Regions from separate parts of the Homo sapiens genome. Here region 1 is linked to region 2. Evidence: chromatin contacts called from ENCODE Hi-C or POLR2A ChIA-PET data. All regions are on one chromosome and are shown on one strand. Each heading gives the region's core, a stretch centred on a gene start or an enhancer-like site at or near the end of the contact. The rest is flanking DNA. Distances are from core to core; before and after follow the strand shown. Region 1 holds the start of ALAS1 (5'-aminolevulinate synthase 1). Region 2 overlaps POC1A (POC1 centriolar protein A).

The links. Hi-C counts contacts between places; a loop is a spot of excess contacts on that map. ChIA-PET counts read pairs that join two places held with the same protein, here RNA polymerase II (POLR2A). Pooled maps may share reads with other maps.
Region 1: a loop to region 2 is called in a pooled map, with 2.6 times the contacts of the local background. The contact joins the promoter of ALAS1 here to the enhancer-like site in region 2. A Hi-C loop is called at or near these places in 1 of 168 maps with a recorded cell type or tissue (endothelial cell of hepatic sinusoid) and 3 of 50 pooled maps. POLR2A ChIA-PET finds 5 or more read pairs at or near these places in 4 of 52 experiments (H1, PC-9, T-cell and 1 more).

The regions. Positions count from the first base shown.
Region 1 is chr3:52,195,584-52,202,828 of GRCh38, reverse strand. ALAS1 (5'-aminolevulinate synthase 1) reads right to left here and starts at 4,669. Exons shown (of 12, transcript NM_000688.6): 1 at 4,574-4,669; 2 at 3,981-4,157; 3 at 3,389-3,619; 4 at 95-322. The coding sequence starts at 3,587. RefSeq lists silencers at 4,428-4,507, 4,618-4,687 and enhancers at 4,828-5,047, 5,058-5,127.
Region 2 is chr3:52,119,192-52,126,230 of GRCh38, reverse strand. POC1A (POC1 centriolar protein A) reads left to right here. Exons shown (of 11, transcript NM_015426.5): 8 at 1,050-1,118; 9 at 3,754-3,852. Among named protein-coding and RNA genes, the nearest start is that of POC1A, 32 kb to the left of the region's middle. RefSeq lists an enhancer at 4,484-4,778. Within about 2 kb of position 2,955, at least 11 of the 41 ENCODE cell types and tissues checked have a DNase peak (open chromatin) inside an H3K27ac peak, as active enhancers do.

The DNA of each region.
Region 1 (7,245 bases), core at 3,420-5,919, 75 kb before region 2:
CTGCCCTAATAATAGCTCATACACAAATCTGAGGGCCCAAAAGAACTAAAAGGACCCCTTCACTACCACTAATGGTTCACAACTCATCTCTTACCTTTCCTCACGGCATTCATTTCCTGCACATCCTCCTGAAGCTCAAGACTGGCTTTGCAGAAGACACTGCTGCCTCTCTGATTCATCTGTGCTGCCAGGAAAGGGCATTTGCTTGCAGTGCCCTGGCTTGTGGCAGGCAAGGGGTGTCCAGACGGAAGCTGTGTGCCATCTGGACTCTGCTGGGATCCATCAGGAGTCTGTTGGACCTTGGCCTTAGCAGTTTTGTCTTCTGAGGGAGGAAATGGAAAAAGTGAAGCATCAGATCTGGTTGCACAGTATGTAAGAAAACCACTTATTTCTTTCTTTTATTGCCTCAAAGATAAACTTAATACTTACTGTACCCCACCATCCAGACACAAGTGTTTTTTTTGTTTTGTTTTGTTTTTAAGATGGAGTCTTGCTCTGTACCCCAGGTTGGAGTACAGTGGCACAATCTTGGCTCACTACAACCTCCACCTCCTGGGTTCAAGTGATTCTCATGCCTCAGCCTCCCAAGTAGCTGGGGTTACAGGTGTGTGCCACCATGCCTGGCTAATTTGTGTATTTTTAGTAGAGATGGGGTTTCACCATGTTGTCCAGGCTGGTCTTGAACTCCTGACCTCAGGTTATCCACCTGCCTTGGCCTCCCAAAGTGCTGGGATTATAGGCGTGAACCACTGCACTCAGCCACAAGCTTATTTTTATTAGGTTCTGCTAATCTCTCTAGTTTTTCATCTGCTTCACAGGAAACAATGCGTCTATGAAGAGTTAACTGGCACATTCCAGTTGCCTCTTAAACCCACAGTATTTCTCGTCATAAATCCAAAAAAAGTACCATTTTCTAGTTTTAGACAACCCGGAATCCTTGAGTTGGATCATTTCCAGTAATTTCTACCCCAACTACACTCAGCTTATTTTATGAGAGGACACACTCTGTAAGGTAACGGGAAATATTCACACACATTTTTTTCTCTGCTAACATTTTCCTTTCCTTTTTTTTTGAAACAGGATCTCACTCTGTCAACCAGGCTAGAGTGCATGGTGCAATCATAGCTAACTGCAGCTTTGACCTCCAGGCTCAAGTGATCCTCTCACCTTAGCTCTCCAAGTAGCTTGGACTGCAGGTGTTCTACTGCGCCCAGCTAATTCTTTTTATTTTTTATTTTTTGTAGAGACGGAGTCTTGTTATGTGGCCCTAGCTTCTATCAAACTCCTAGGCTCAAGCAGTCCTCCCGCCTCAGCCTCCCAAAGTGCTGGAATTACAGGCATGAGCCACCACATCCTGTCTCTGCTGACATTTTCTAAACAGATTCTTGACAAAGAGGCTTGCTGTTGCTTAACATAAAAGCTATTGGTTTTCATCTAAACAACAGAAATTAGACTAAGACTTAGGTCTTTAGATTGCTAATAAAGTAAGAAAAAATAGGGGTATATCACATTCACATACCTCATCTACTTTCTCATCTAAATTCATCAAAGTCTGCTGACTAAACACCGTTGGCTGGTAATTATCCTTCTAGCTACAGTGACTTCCCTCTCCCCTTGAGCAAATTCATTCACCTTCTTTCTAGAAAAGTCTTTCTTCATCATTCTGGAACACTCCTGTGAGTCACTGGCTAGCCTTTCCTATAACTTGGGTAAAGTGTCTCAATACAGTTTTCATTAAAATCTTCTATAACGGAAGGCCAAAAAAATTATTTTGAAGTTAATTTCATTTATTATAAAAGTAATACATATTCATTAAAGTCTAGAAAAAGAAAAAAATCCTATCATTTAAAACATAGCCATTGCAAGCATTTTGGTAAAAAAGACGTAACTAACTCTTGAAAATAAACCCTACAAAGGATTAAATCCTTTCTGCTTAAAGAAAAAAAAAACTTATTTTCTTACAAGCCCACACCCAGAGAACACGCCTAAGAAAAACCTGTAAAATATTCTCTGGGATTAAGTGGAACCTGAAAAGCTTTGTTCTCTCCTATCAGAAGCAGAGCAAACTAAATTCAACTCTAGTCTCTTTGTTAAAAACAACAACAACAAATGTATATACAAATAAAGATACATGGCATGATCTCAGCTCACTGCAACCTCTACCTCCCGGGTTCAAGCAATTCTCATGCCTCAGCCTCCCAAATAGCTGGGATTACAGGCGTACACCACCACATCCAGCTAATTTTGTATTTTTTGTAACAGTGGGGTTTCACCATGTGGCCAGGCTGGTCTCGAACTCCTGGCCTCAGGTGATCAAACCACCTCGGCCTCCCAAAGCGCTGGGATTACAGGAGTGAGCCACTGCACACAGCCAAGATAAATTTGTTTTTAAAAATCACTAATAAATACTGTACAATTTCACTTATATGAGGTACCTAGAATAGTCAAATTCATAGAGACAGAAAGCAGAATGGTGGTTGTCAGGGGTTGGGGAGAGAGGAATGGAGAGTTACTGTTTGATGGGTATAGAATTTCAGTTTGGGAAGATGAAAAAAGTTCTGGAGATGGATGGTGGTGGTGACACAACAATATGAATGTACCACTGAACTGCACATTTTTAAGTGCTTAAAATGGTAATTTTTCTTGGGCATTTTACCACAACAGAACAAAAACTTTTAAGAAAAAAAAAATCACTACTTTAAAAAGCCAAAGGGGCCGGGCACGGTGGCTCACGCCTGCAATCCCAGCACTCTGGGAGGCTGAGGCAGGTGGATCATTTGAGGTCAGGAGTTTGAGACCAGCCGGACCAACAAGGTGAAACCCTACTAAAAGTACAAAAATTATCTGGGCGTGGTGGTGCATGCCTGTAATTCCAGATACTTGGAAGGCTGAGGCAGGAGAATCACTTGAACCTGGGAGGTGGAGGTTGCAGTAAGCCGAGACTGCATCACTGCACTCCAACCTGGGCGACAGAGCAAGACTCAGTCTCAAAAAAGAAAAATTAAATAAATAAAAAGCCGAAGGCCAAATGTTTAATGAGGGAAATTAGAAGGCTAAATGTTTAATGAGGGAAATTAGAACATTCCAATTTAATATTTATGTGAACGAGGCACTGAGGAAACACTAAAACCCCTATAGACACTAACGTGCAATCCAAAAACCTGTAATGTGCAACACTGGCCACTGTTTCACCTTTAAAGATGGAAAAGCTAAAAGTGCCTACCCTTGGGGGGACAATCATATGAGATAATCTGTGCTCAGAGCCCAGCCTGCACATAGCAGCCCTCTGTGAGTGAGTGTGACCCTCACCACCACTGTGGGGACTGCTTCTAGTCTACCAATGAGCACAAACACCCATACCTGCTCCTTCATTGTCAATGACACTTACTCTCACTGGCCGGAGGGGTTTCTTTGATCTGTTGGTAGTGTACTGCTGCAGTGGACAATGCCCGAGGGGCTGGCTTGGCCCCAACTTCCATCATCTTGGGGCAGTTTTGGGCATAGAACAACAGAGATTTGCCTGCTTTCTGCAGAAAGGCCTGGGGGACTCGGGATAAGAATGGGCAGCGGCGAACAACACTCTCCATGTTCAGGAAGTATGCTGGCTCCTGTGGAAAGACTGATGAAGAGTGACATCAACAGTTGTTAATAATCAGGCAAATATCACTGCAAGCTCACTGGATTCAGGTGTCAACCGCAGTTTATATAAAGGGTACCCTGGAATACTAACACTTCTCCCTCAAAAATGCCTAAGGACAGCACTGATGTGAGCTAAGGAATGGTGACCACACTTTACCCGGGTCACCAACTTCTTCATTCTCCAGCGCTACACAAAGGCACCTGCAAAGCAACTTCACCAAATGAATACTGACAGTACATAATCAAGGGGGCGGAAGGATGAGGGAAAGGTCAAGAACAGGTTTGGGAGGCCAGAGGTTTCTTAGGGAGATGCACAGTGCAGATAAGACATCTTGGCTTACATCTAGGTGGAGAAGAAGCCACTCATCCATCCAGGCAGGGAAGACTCTTAGGGATCCTGACTTTCTCCTGGTCCCCACATCCCCTAAACCCGAGGAAGGGGTCCAGCAGGGTCCCGAGTCCCTGAAGCAAGGATTCCTCCGTGGTCGTGTCCCCACAGCGGGAAGAACTGGGCATAACTGAGAAAGGAGGGGCACAAATGAGGGTAGGGGTATGAGGGCCAGCGCCTTGGGCCTCACTGGGGACGCGCAGGGGCTTATAAAGTCGAGGGAGTTGAGTCTGGAGAAAGAAGGCAGTCCTCCGGCAGTGGGGGTCAGAGGTGACCCGCGGTCGAGGTCTCGAGAATGACGGGAGGGGTATGAGAAGGGAATTCTAAAGCGGCGGGTTCAACCGGGAATAGCCGGAAGGGGCCGAAAGGGGGAAACTGAGGCGGCCGTCTAGGCAAAAGATCTGGAGGATAAACGCTGACCTCAAGGCGGCGGGTGACTGGGACAGTGGGGGATGGGGTCCCAGCACCCGGGGCAGCGGTGCCACGGCTGGCAGGACACCCCGGGGCTTCCTCGGCCGGCGCCGCACCTACCGCGCGGGCCCTCACCTGCGCTGAGGACTGCAGAGGCGGCGGCGAAGGAGGCGGGCACTCAAGTCGAGAAGTCCAAACGAAACGCTCGTTGCCCTTGTCCGGGAGCAGCCTCAGGCCGCGATCGCCGGCGCCTTAATATACAGCGGGAGTGACCGCTGCGCATGCGCCTTGGGCGCTGCCTTCTTCTGCGCAGGCGCGCCGCGTAGCCCTCGGCGAGCCGGGGGGGCGGGGCAGAGAGGCCCACTTCTTGGGCTCTGCGGATATCGGTGCTGCCGGGGATTCCCCGGCTCGCCTGCAGGGAGGAGGAAGCGCTAGGCGGTGGGCGGACGAGGTCTCTTTTCCCGACCTCATCCTGCACCCTCGTGCTGCCTCCCCACCAACTACCCTGGGCTTCAGAACCCTACGCCCCAATTGAGTATAAAATGGCAAGGTCGAGGCGAGGTGCCGCTAGGGCCAAGTTGGGGGCTACAGGGTTGTTAAGCTGGGTGTCTTGGACATGGAGGAAGAAGGAGATCCAAGGGGTTCTGGGCCGGGGTGTTAAGCAGGATCCATCCCGCCTGCGGCTTGCTTTGGAAACTGTGAACAAGGGCTTCCCGGAGGAGGTGGAGCTGGCTATATCGCCCACAAATGGAGTGGTCCTGGCAGGATGCGGAAGAAGCGGGACACTCAGCTGTGGCACTTTCTGGTCTAAGATGATCCAGAGGGGACAGAGGAACAGGGCTAGGGTGGAACCCATCCACTCCACAGCTCTGAGCACTTGGGGAGGAGGGGAAGGCACAGGGCCTGACAATAGTTAGCGTGTAACAAATATTAGCCACTATTTTTATTTTCCATCCAGGGTTGTCTGAAGCCCCTTGCTGGCCACCCTGGGCACCAGCAGGGTGGCTTAGGCCTCCATGCCAAAGGTCAGCGTTGGGCCATACCTCCATTGAGTTTCCCGGGTACAACACATAAAGTGTAGGGCTTGGCAAACCCGTCTCAGGAATGTCAGTCTGGCTTCCTTGCCCCACACCCTTCCCAGCTTGGCTTGGGCTGTGTTGGGCTGGGCCTGTGCCAGGCTCAGAGGTACTCTCCTCCATTCTTGAGGAAAGGGCCTTTGAGGGTATTCCTTTCCCAGCTGAGCATTAACAAGAGGGACAAAGTCCAGAATGATGGTGACCAGGGTGTGTCCAGGTACTTTGCATTTCTGTCTCTGAGCACCCAGCTGGCTGCAAGGCAGGTGAGGTGAGTCTCCACCTTCAGAGGAGGCACCTGGGTTCAGAGTGGCAGTGGGACCAGTCCAGGATGAGGGCTTTGGTCTGAGAGCTCGAGACCCAGTTCTGTGCCATTCAGCCAAGAGATCCTGGGCAGTGCCCATCACCCAGAGAAGATGAGAGAGAAAAGGTCAGCACTTGGACTTGGACCCAAGTGCAGCTGGAAGTGGGAACAGAATAAGGATGATATTGAGTGCTTTGCTCATCTTTGGGCCTTGCTTTCCTTATCTGGGCAATAGGATCATAATCCCTGAAATGCCTGCCTCACAGGTTGTTTTTGTTGTTGTTGTTATTTTGTTTGTTTGTTTGAGACAGAGTCTCCCTCTGTTGCCCAGGCCGGAGTGCAGTGGCACAATCTCGGCTCACTGCAACCTCTGCCTCCCAGGTTCAAGCGATTCTTCTGCCTCAGCCTCCTGAGCAGCTGGGATTACACCACCACGCCCAGCTAATTTTTGTATTTTTAGTAGAGATGGGGTTTCACCATGATGGCCAGGCTGGTCTTGAACTCCTGACCTCAAGTGATCACCCTCAGCTTCCCAAAGTTCTGGGATTATAGGCTTGAGCCACTGCGCCTGGCCCTCATAGGGTTTTTTTGGGGGTGATCAGAGCCAAAGCCAAAGCAGAAAGAACTGGATAGTGGAGTTGGGCATGGGTTTCAAACCCAGCTCTGAATCTTACTTGGCCATAGACTTGGGCAGGCCACAACCTCTTCAAGGCTTGGTTTCCTGATTTGTAAAGCTCTCCCGCCCTGCCACTTGTGGCTGGCAGGAGGGTCAGGTGAAGTCCTGTATTTCAGAGGCTTATTGTTTAAACCAGCCAGTCCCTAGCCCTCTGGGAGTTTCCTGTTTAATATAGAGAAAGATTGGGAAACAAGGCCGACTCACATGGAAAGTGAAATAGAGTGTTGTAAGCAACTCCAGATGGAGGAAGAGGAGGAGGCTATTACTCCAACAGGCGCTGAAAGAGGAGGATCCCAACCACGAGGAAGGCTTCCAGAAGAGAAGCGGGTGCTGGTTGGAAGGGTGGATCTACATGCGACTGGGAGACTGTGGGTGAAGCCTTGGATGGAAAAGGCTCAGCCCTGTGGGGGTGGCGGTTGGGGGGTCAGCGTGAGTCAGCCCAAATAGCTGGGCAACGGGAGTATGGTCAGGACCTGACGCCAAGAGGTCAGACCAGAAAGGCCCTAAATGAGCCACGGGGTTTCCCAGTGTCAGGGCCCAAAGAACCACCCCCAGGGTACCGGTCAAAATGCAGATTCCTGTGCCACACACCTTTGATTTTGACCCAGAAATCTGCATTTTAACCAGCTCCCCTTTCTGATGAGGTAAGGGTGAGGTATCTTGGAATATGTTTCTTGAGTGGTTCAAGGTTTGAGACCTTGAAGAGCAAGGCATAAGCCATGAGTTCTAGTCCTAACTCTGAGATCTTGAGCAA
Region 2 (7,039 bases), core at 1,706-4,205:
AGTCAGCTGTAGATGTGCTGCCAGAGCCCATCTCATGGGCAGTTGGGGCTCTTGCCGCTCCCTGCACTGGTCTGGGGGGACTGAGGTGGACTTGGTGACAGTGGCTGTGCTGTCTTCTAGGAGAGAACCTCTTTTATCTGATTTTGCTTGGGAATACCAGGTACTGGCCACAGTAAAAGTTCGACTGGGAGGAAGAGATGGTGGTGGCTGTGGTCATGGTGTCGTAGCTAAACAGATCCTTACTCTGAGCACCTTTCTGGGATGGATTTTAGGTATGTGGGGAAGAACCCTCCTTTGCTAGGAGATCATGCATCCCCCATCTCCCCCGCCCTGGACTGCTCTCCAGCCCTTGGAGTGCGGCCTGGCGTGTGCCTGGCATTCCCCTTCAGATGGTCACGCAGACCTTCAACATCTGGGAAGCCAGAGTGGGCACATCACTACCCATGGCCTGAACATAAGAAAAGTGAATGCACATTAGAGAGACGTGTCACATTGCTCTGCTGCCCAAGCACCTTTGGAAACCTCCTTCCTGTCACCTGTGCCTTGAACTATGCCCTGTCTGCTTGAGCCATTGGCTCTTCCTTGGAGATCCCTATTTCTCTGGTCAGCAACTGTGCAGTGTTGGGGAGATGTTGGGTGTTAGGGTTGGTCTGGGTCAAAGGGACCAAGTTCTGGTCTCAGTGCTGTGGCTGGGGTGACTCAGTGCATCTCTCTGACCTGTGGTTTCTTACTGGGAAAGTGGGGACAATGAGGCCAGCCCTGGAGGGCTGCCAGTGCAGACTGTCCCATTCACTCATCTCTGTCACCCACATTCTCATAGCCTGGACTTGTCCCTGTTGTAGTGCTCAGGAACAGAAGCCTGAGCGGTGGTGCTTGCACCTGGCTGCAGGCAGGCTCCTGGGCTACAGGTTACGGAGGACTGTGGGCTGAGTGGGCTCTCGGTCCTTTATCCTGCTGCTGCTTTCATTCAAGAACGTCTCGTTTTCTTCCTGTGCATTTAGAATGGAGAATGACCTTTGATGTGTGTTATTTTTTGTTTGTTCTGCCAGGGACCAGCCACCACTGTTGCCTTTTCAAGAACGGGGGAGTATTTTGCTTCTGGAGGCTCTGATGAACAAGTAAGTAAAGAGTAGTCGAATGGAATGGTGAAGAAGGGAATCTGAGCTGATTTCTGCTCAGAACCAAACAGGGTGTTTGGGGGATGGGCTGGGTTTCGCCAGCTTCCTTGGTGGCTTTCAGCGACTAAAAAGGCCCTGATGGCGCTTGGGGTGGGGTTGCCCAGATCCAGGGGCCTTGCCACTCCAGAATGGGCCTCCTGCAGGTGCCGACCTCATGGCTGCATCTCAGAATCCTCACTGCTCAGGCTAGCGCTTAGTGGAAGGAGGCTGGGCTATGGTTGTCGTGAAAAGTTGGTTTTTTAGTTATTTTCCTGATTCCAAATAAATAGATAATGATTATTATTAATATGATCTTACTTTAGGCCTGGGAATATGGCCAATGTGACAAGAGCTTCATACCTCATTTAATTCTCGTGACATCTCCATGTGGGAGATGAGGCCCTCTGATCTCCCCGTGCGGTAGATGAGGAAACTAAGTCCCAGCAGATGCTAGAGCTGGGGCAGGTACTGGGGCCTGTCTCACTTCAGAGTCATTCTCCTGCCCTGGGAGCCTCTGCTCTGTCATCTGCTGCTCTTTGCTCCCAGCCCCCTTGGACACTGTTTGAGGGGTCAGCATTTTCAGTATTTTTGGCTGCAGAGAGAGGACATTGTGAAGAGGTCCTATCCCACCTTGTCACCCTCTGCTCTGAGGCTTCAGCCTGTCAGCCCTGGTGCCTTGTGCCCTGACTGCTAACCACCAATGACCTGTCTCCTGGCAGGCACCCTGCTTCTGGGGCCTAGTCCAGACCCTGGCACTGGGGAGGCCAGGAGCACTGAAGAGTCTAACCATCAGCAGTCTTTCTCCAGTGTCCGCATGGTCCTCTTGTCCAGAGAACCACAGCCCCTGATGAGGAAAGGAGGAAAGGGTGGCTGTTCTGTGCCACTGTTGACCTGATGGATGGCCGAGAATGTTTATTCCACTACTGCCCAGTCTCTTAGTTCTGGCTGCTCAGCCTAGAAAAGTCCTATTGGCCTATACGAGTCCTGGTCTCAGCCAAATCTACCAATTTTGGTTGAGTCTCTTCCAGTAAGGCAGAGGGTAGTTGGAGGCTCTTTGACCACAGCCTGGGTTAGAGACAGCAGGCATCTTCCCACACCAGCACCAGTCCTGCTCTAGCAGACGAGGGAGGAGGAAGGCAAAAGTGACTCCTGAGCCTTCCCTGAGCGTGAAGCCTGGCTTATTGCTTAGAAGACAGGGAAACTGGTAACTTCACACAGTAAATAGAGTCATGGTAGAATCAAATGACATAGTAGGAGAGGCAGCCTGGTGGAAAGTAGGTCCAGCAGCGCTGCCATCAGCTCCCAGGCTTCCTGTTTAATATCTACTCTGAGCTTTTTCAGAGTGACATTGGCATTGTCTATTTGCATTCATGATAGCCACTCTACTGTTAGGAATTTATTCAGCAGTTAGATTTGCAGTGACATGAAGACCCTGTAAACAAGGGTGTGTGTGTGCTAACATTCTGTTTCTAAGGTGATATGTGCACGACCCTAGACGCCATCCATCTGGGAGAGGAAACAGTGGAGCTGCTCAGACAGTGGTGAGGAGCCTCCTGAAGAACGAGGCTCACAGCTGCGTCCTGACAGACAGGGATGGTGTCCAGGGCATATGGAGTGTTCATCTTGTGTGGATACGGTGGTTTTTCTGTGGCCTCAGGTGACCACTGGCCACACACTCCCCAGTTCTCTTGTGACACCCAAGCCAGCCATCCTGGAAGTGGCCCTGGAAGCACACCGTCATGCATGGCCAGCAGCCTCCAGCAGGGAGCGCTCTTGCTCCCCAGCCAGGTGCCTCCCTCAGCTGTGTTCAAGGAACCGAGGGACATGGTCCTGCTGATAGGAGGACACCTGGAATAGGATGTGTTTTTCATGGCTGAGTTAGCCTTGGGATGACGAGTGTGTTGCTGAGTACTTCCTGTGTGCCCGTGTCCACCAGGCTGTCTCCTGTGAGCCTCACAGCAGCCCCATGAGATGGGAACTAGGCTTATCCCAGTCTCGCAGATGCAGGAACTGAGGCACAAGGTTGAGTCCCTTGCCTTAGGCCATTCAGTAAGGAGTGTTCTGGCCTGGAGGCCATGTGTTAACCACTTCTCACAGTGTAACAGGCCAGGCCACCGCCCGCAGGAACTTCTATTTTAGTTCAGAGGCAGATGATAAACAATGAAAAGGGGATTAAATAACTCCCTACTCTGATGCTATGAAGGAAATAAATAGAGGGCTATGATAAACATTCACAGAAGGCCTCTCTGAGAAGGTGGTGCTGTTGAAGCAGACACTTCAGCCTGCGAAGCAGCCAACCCCATGAAGCTCGGGCCTGTGACACCCTAGGGAGGTGAACCAGCAAGTGCGAAGGCCTGGCGGTGCCACGCCGTGGTAGTCCATCCTGGTCACATCCAGGTCCTCTTGAGGCCTGTCCACAAAGCCTGCTCCCCAGGGAGGTGGGGTAGGTCCCGGAATTGAGTTGGGGTGTCAGGTGGGGACCACTATCCCACCATGGCTCAGAACTTTGGGCATGGCCTCTGAGCCCATTTCCTCAGTGAAGGACTGGCAAGGGGATTTTCTTCTCCTGACTTGGTGTGCCTGTTGGTTTTGGCAGGTGATGGTTTGGAAGAGTAACTTTGATATTGTTGATCATGGAGAAGTCACGAAAGTGCCGAGGCCCCCAGCCACACTGGCCAGCTCCATGGGGAATCTGGTAAGTGGCTTGGCAGGCATGTCCTGAGCTCTGTGACTCTGGTGGGCTAGGTCATGGTGAACAGCTCTGGGCTTGGAGACGGTGAGGGAGGAGGTTTAGGCCTGTCTCGGGAAAGGGACCCTAGCAAGATCTTCTCATTTACCAAATACTTTGGAAGTTGTGGTGCTTTGTTTTCCATCTAGAGTGAACGAATAAGACACAAAGAGGCTGTTACAGCAAGCTGCCGGGTGCCCCAGGCCTGTGCCATTTGGTGGGAGCGTGTTGCCATGGCATATGGTGCTGTTTGATTGAGGCCTTAGGAGACAAGGGACCCGTCCCATACTGAACCCTGGGTCACAGGACCCAAACGTGGGGCTCCTAGAGGGTTCAGGGCCTGAAGCCACAGCTGGGACAAGTGGGAAAGGCCCAGCCCTGTTGCTTTCACTTCCCTCCCTTTTTTTTTCTAACCATGGAGAGGAAGTTCCTCAGCCACAAACCATTTTTAGTACCTCTGTTCGTAAAAGAATATTCAGTGTTCCTGAATTTAAATAGTTAATATTTTTGATAAATATTTGGGGAAAAAAATTGATAACTGATACAGTCTCATTAAATAAGGTCATATTCAGCTTGGGCTGAAATAAATGTTAAAGCCGAGGTTGTGGAACCTTGAGGGTTTTAAGCTCCTATGGCCACAGGCTTTTTAGATGTCTCTCCGTTGGACCATACAGAGAGTGTGGCCTCCCCCACACGGATACTGGCCCAAACAACAGGAAGCGGCTCGCCCAAGGCCTCCAGCGAGTCAAGGCTGGGGCCCAGAATAGAACTAGGAAGCCTCCTGAGTCTATCCTGGGGCTTCTGTGGCTGCAGCAGATAGACCCTCCATCTCCCCACCCCAACACACACACATGCCCCCGTTTTGTGTCCTGGTCTGCCTCTAGGCATTGGCCCAGTTGGGATTTATGGTTTTTCTTACAAGGGTTGCTGTCCTGGCTGGTCTCTTGGCTGTCCTCTGTACTTGCTAATCTGTGGCCAGTTTTCAGCTTTTGGGTTTGTTGGGGGATGACTGGGCTGCATGATGCACTGCTTGCTGCCAGTTCATCTTCCACCCAGAAAGGCATTTCACACTGCAGGGTTGAGGCCCCCTGGGACTCAGCAGACCTCTAGGTCCCTGCCCTCTTTCCTGTGAATCCCTCTCTATTAGGCACTTCTGGTGAGCCATAGCCAAGGCCTTTTATGCTCGCTACCCTGTTTATTCCTTATCTCATCAGAATGAGTGGGTAAATATACTGCTCAATTCACAGATGAGACACCTGGGGCTTAGTCACCTTCCCCAGATGCCTGGACCTGGGGGCCCACCAGGCTGATGCCTCTGAGCAAAGCTAGAAACTACAGGTGGCAGAGGACTGCTGGCTGCTTTTCCCCATTTCAAGGGAGGGCCCTGACATCTGCCGCTTGGGAGTGGTTAATATCTACCAGCTGGGGGAGAATCCCATGTTCTTGTAGCTATTAGGAAAATAACTTGGATGAATTGCTTCTTGTTCCTTTGGTCCTGGCTCAGCAATGGAGTATGGAGCACCTTTGCTTCCCAGAGCTGTGGGTGGGGGATCCCAGCATGGCAGGATGGGGCATGAGTGGGTGAACAGCTCAGCAGTGCTTAGAGCAACCACTTGTTCCCATACTATCTACAGACTCACGTTGGAGTTGTAGTCACAGCTCTGCCCACTGGCCCTCACTGTGTGGGCCTCAAATAGGGGAAAGGATGTGGGTCCTGGGGTCAGAGAACTGGGTTTGAACCCTGGATGTGTGGCCCCAGGCAAAACACCTGGTCTTCCCAAACCAACATTTCCACATAGTACCTGAATACGCCCATAGGCAGGCTCTGATGAGAGCTTTGAGACCCCCACCAAGTGACTTGTTAATCCTAAAATCATTCTTGGTTCAGATCAGACCTCTTTCCTTATTTGTCATAAGCCCCTCTGAGACCCTGAGTGGATGTAAGTCCTCTTCCAGACACACTTTCACTGACACACACATGCCATGTGGTGTCAACCTTCAGGACTTCTCTAATCTGAGGACTCCCAGGCCAAGAGGAGAGCTAGGTTTTTAGTTTGTTTTGCCTTGTTTTATTGTGATACATATATATATATAACACAAAGTTTACCATTTTAACCATTTTAAGTGTGCAATTTGGTGGCATTAAATATATTCTCAGTGTTGTGCAACCATCACCGTCTATTTCCAGAAGATCTTCATCTTTCCAAACTGAGGAGAGCTACTTTTTATAACACTGTTCAGTAGTTCGGTTTTCTTCTGAGATAGGAAGGGAAGCTGATGAGTGTGCTCTCGCCCTTCTTGCCCAAGGGCTTCCCTGGCACCGAGACCGTATCTGGGGACTGGTTCTATGGCTGGCCAGAGTGACTCAACCCCATAGGGAGCCCAGGAGCACTGCAGCCATGTCTCAGGAGCTTGTGAGTCCGATGAGCCTCTGTCCCTCCAGCACTGTCCATGTACTGGCCTTCCCAATAACCCAGGGTTTCTCACCCTCAGCACTATTGATATCTTGGGCCAGATCATTCTTTGCTGTGGGGGGCTGTTTTGTGCATTGTGGGATATTTAGCAGCATCCTTGGCCTTTACTCACTAGATGCCAGTAGCATCTTCACCCTCCCACCAACCCAAGTTGTGACAACCAAAAATGTCTTCTAGGCCAGGCATGGTGGCCCACACCTGTAATCTCAGCACTTTGAGAGGCTGAGACTAGAGGATCGCTTGTGCCTAGGAGTTCAAGACCAGCCTGGTCAACACAGCAAGATCTCGTCTCTACAAAAAAATTTAAAAATTAGTTGAGCATGGTGGCACTCCCCTGTAGTCCTAGTCACTTGGGAGGCTGAGGCGGAAAGATCACTTGAGCCCAGGAGTTGGAGGCTATCGTGAACTATGATCATACCACTGCACTCCAGCTTGGATGACAGAGTGAGACTCTGTCTCTGGGAAAAAAAAAAAAAAAGTCTTCTGATGCTGCCAAATGTCCCTCTGGTGGGCAGAATTGTCCCCAGCTTAGAATCACTGCAATAAGTCTTGCCTCAGCGGGGAGCCCAGAAAAGAAGCTGACCTAGCAGTGGGAGGAGTGTGGGAATGTGTCTGGAGATGGGGCTGTCTTAGCAGTGGGAGGAGCACGGGGATGAGGTGGGAGAGGCCCTGGGCATGCG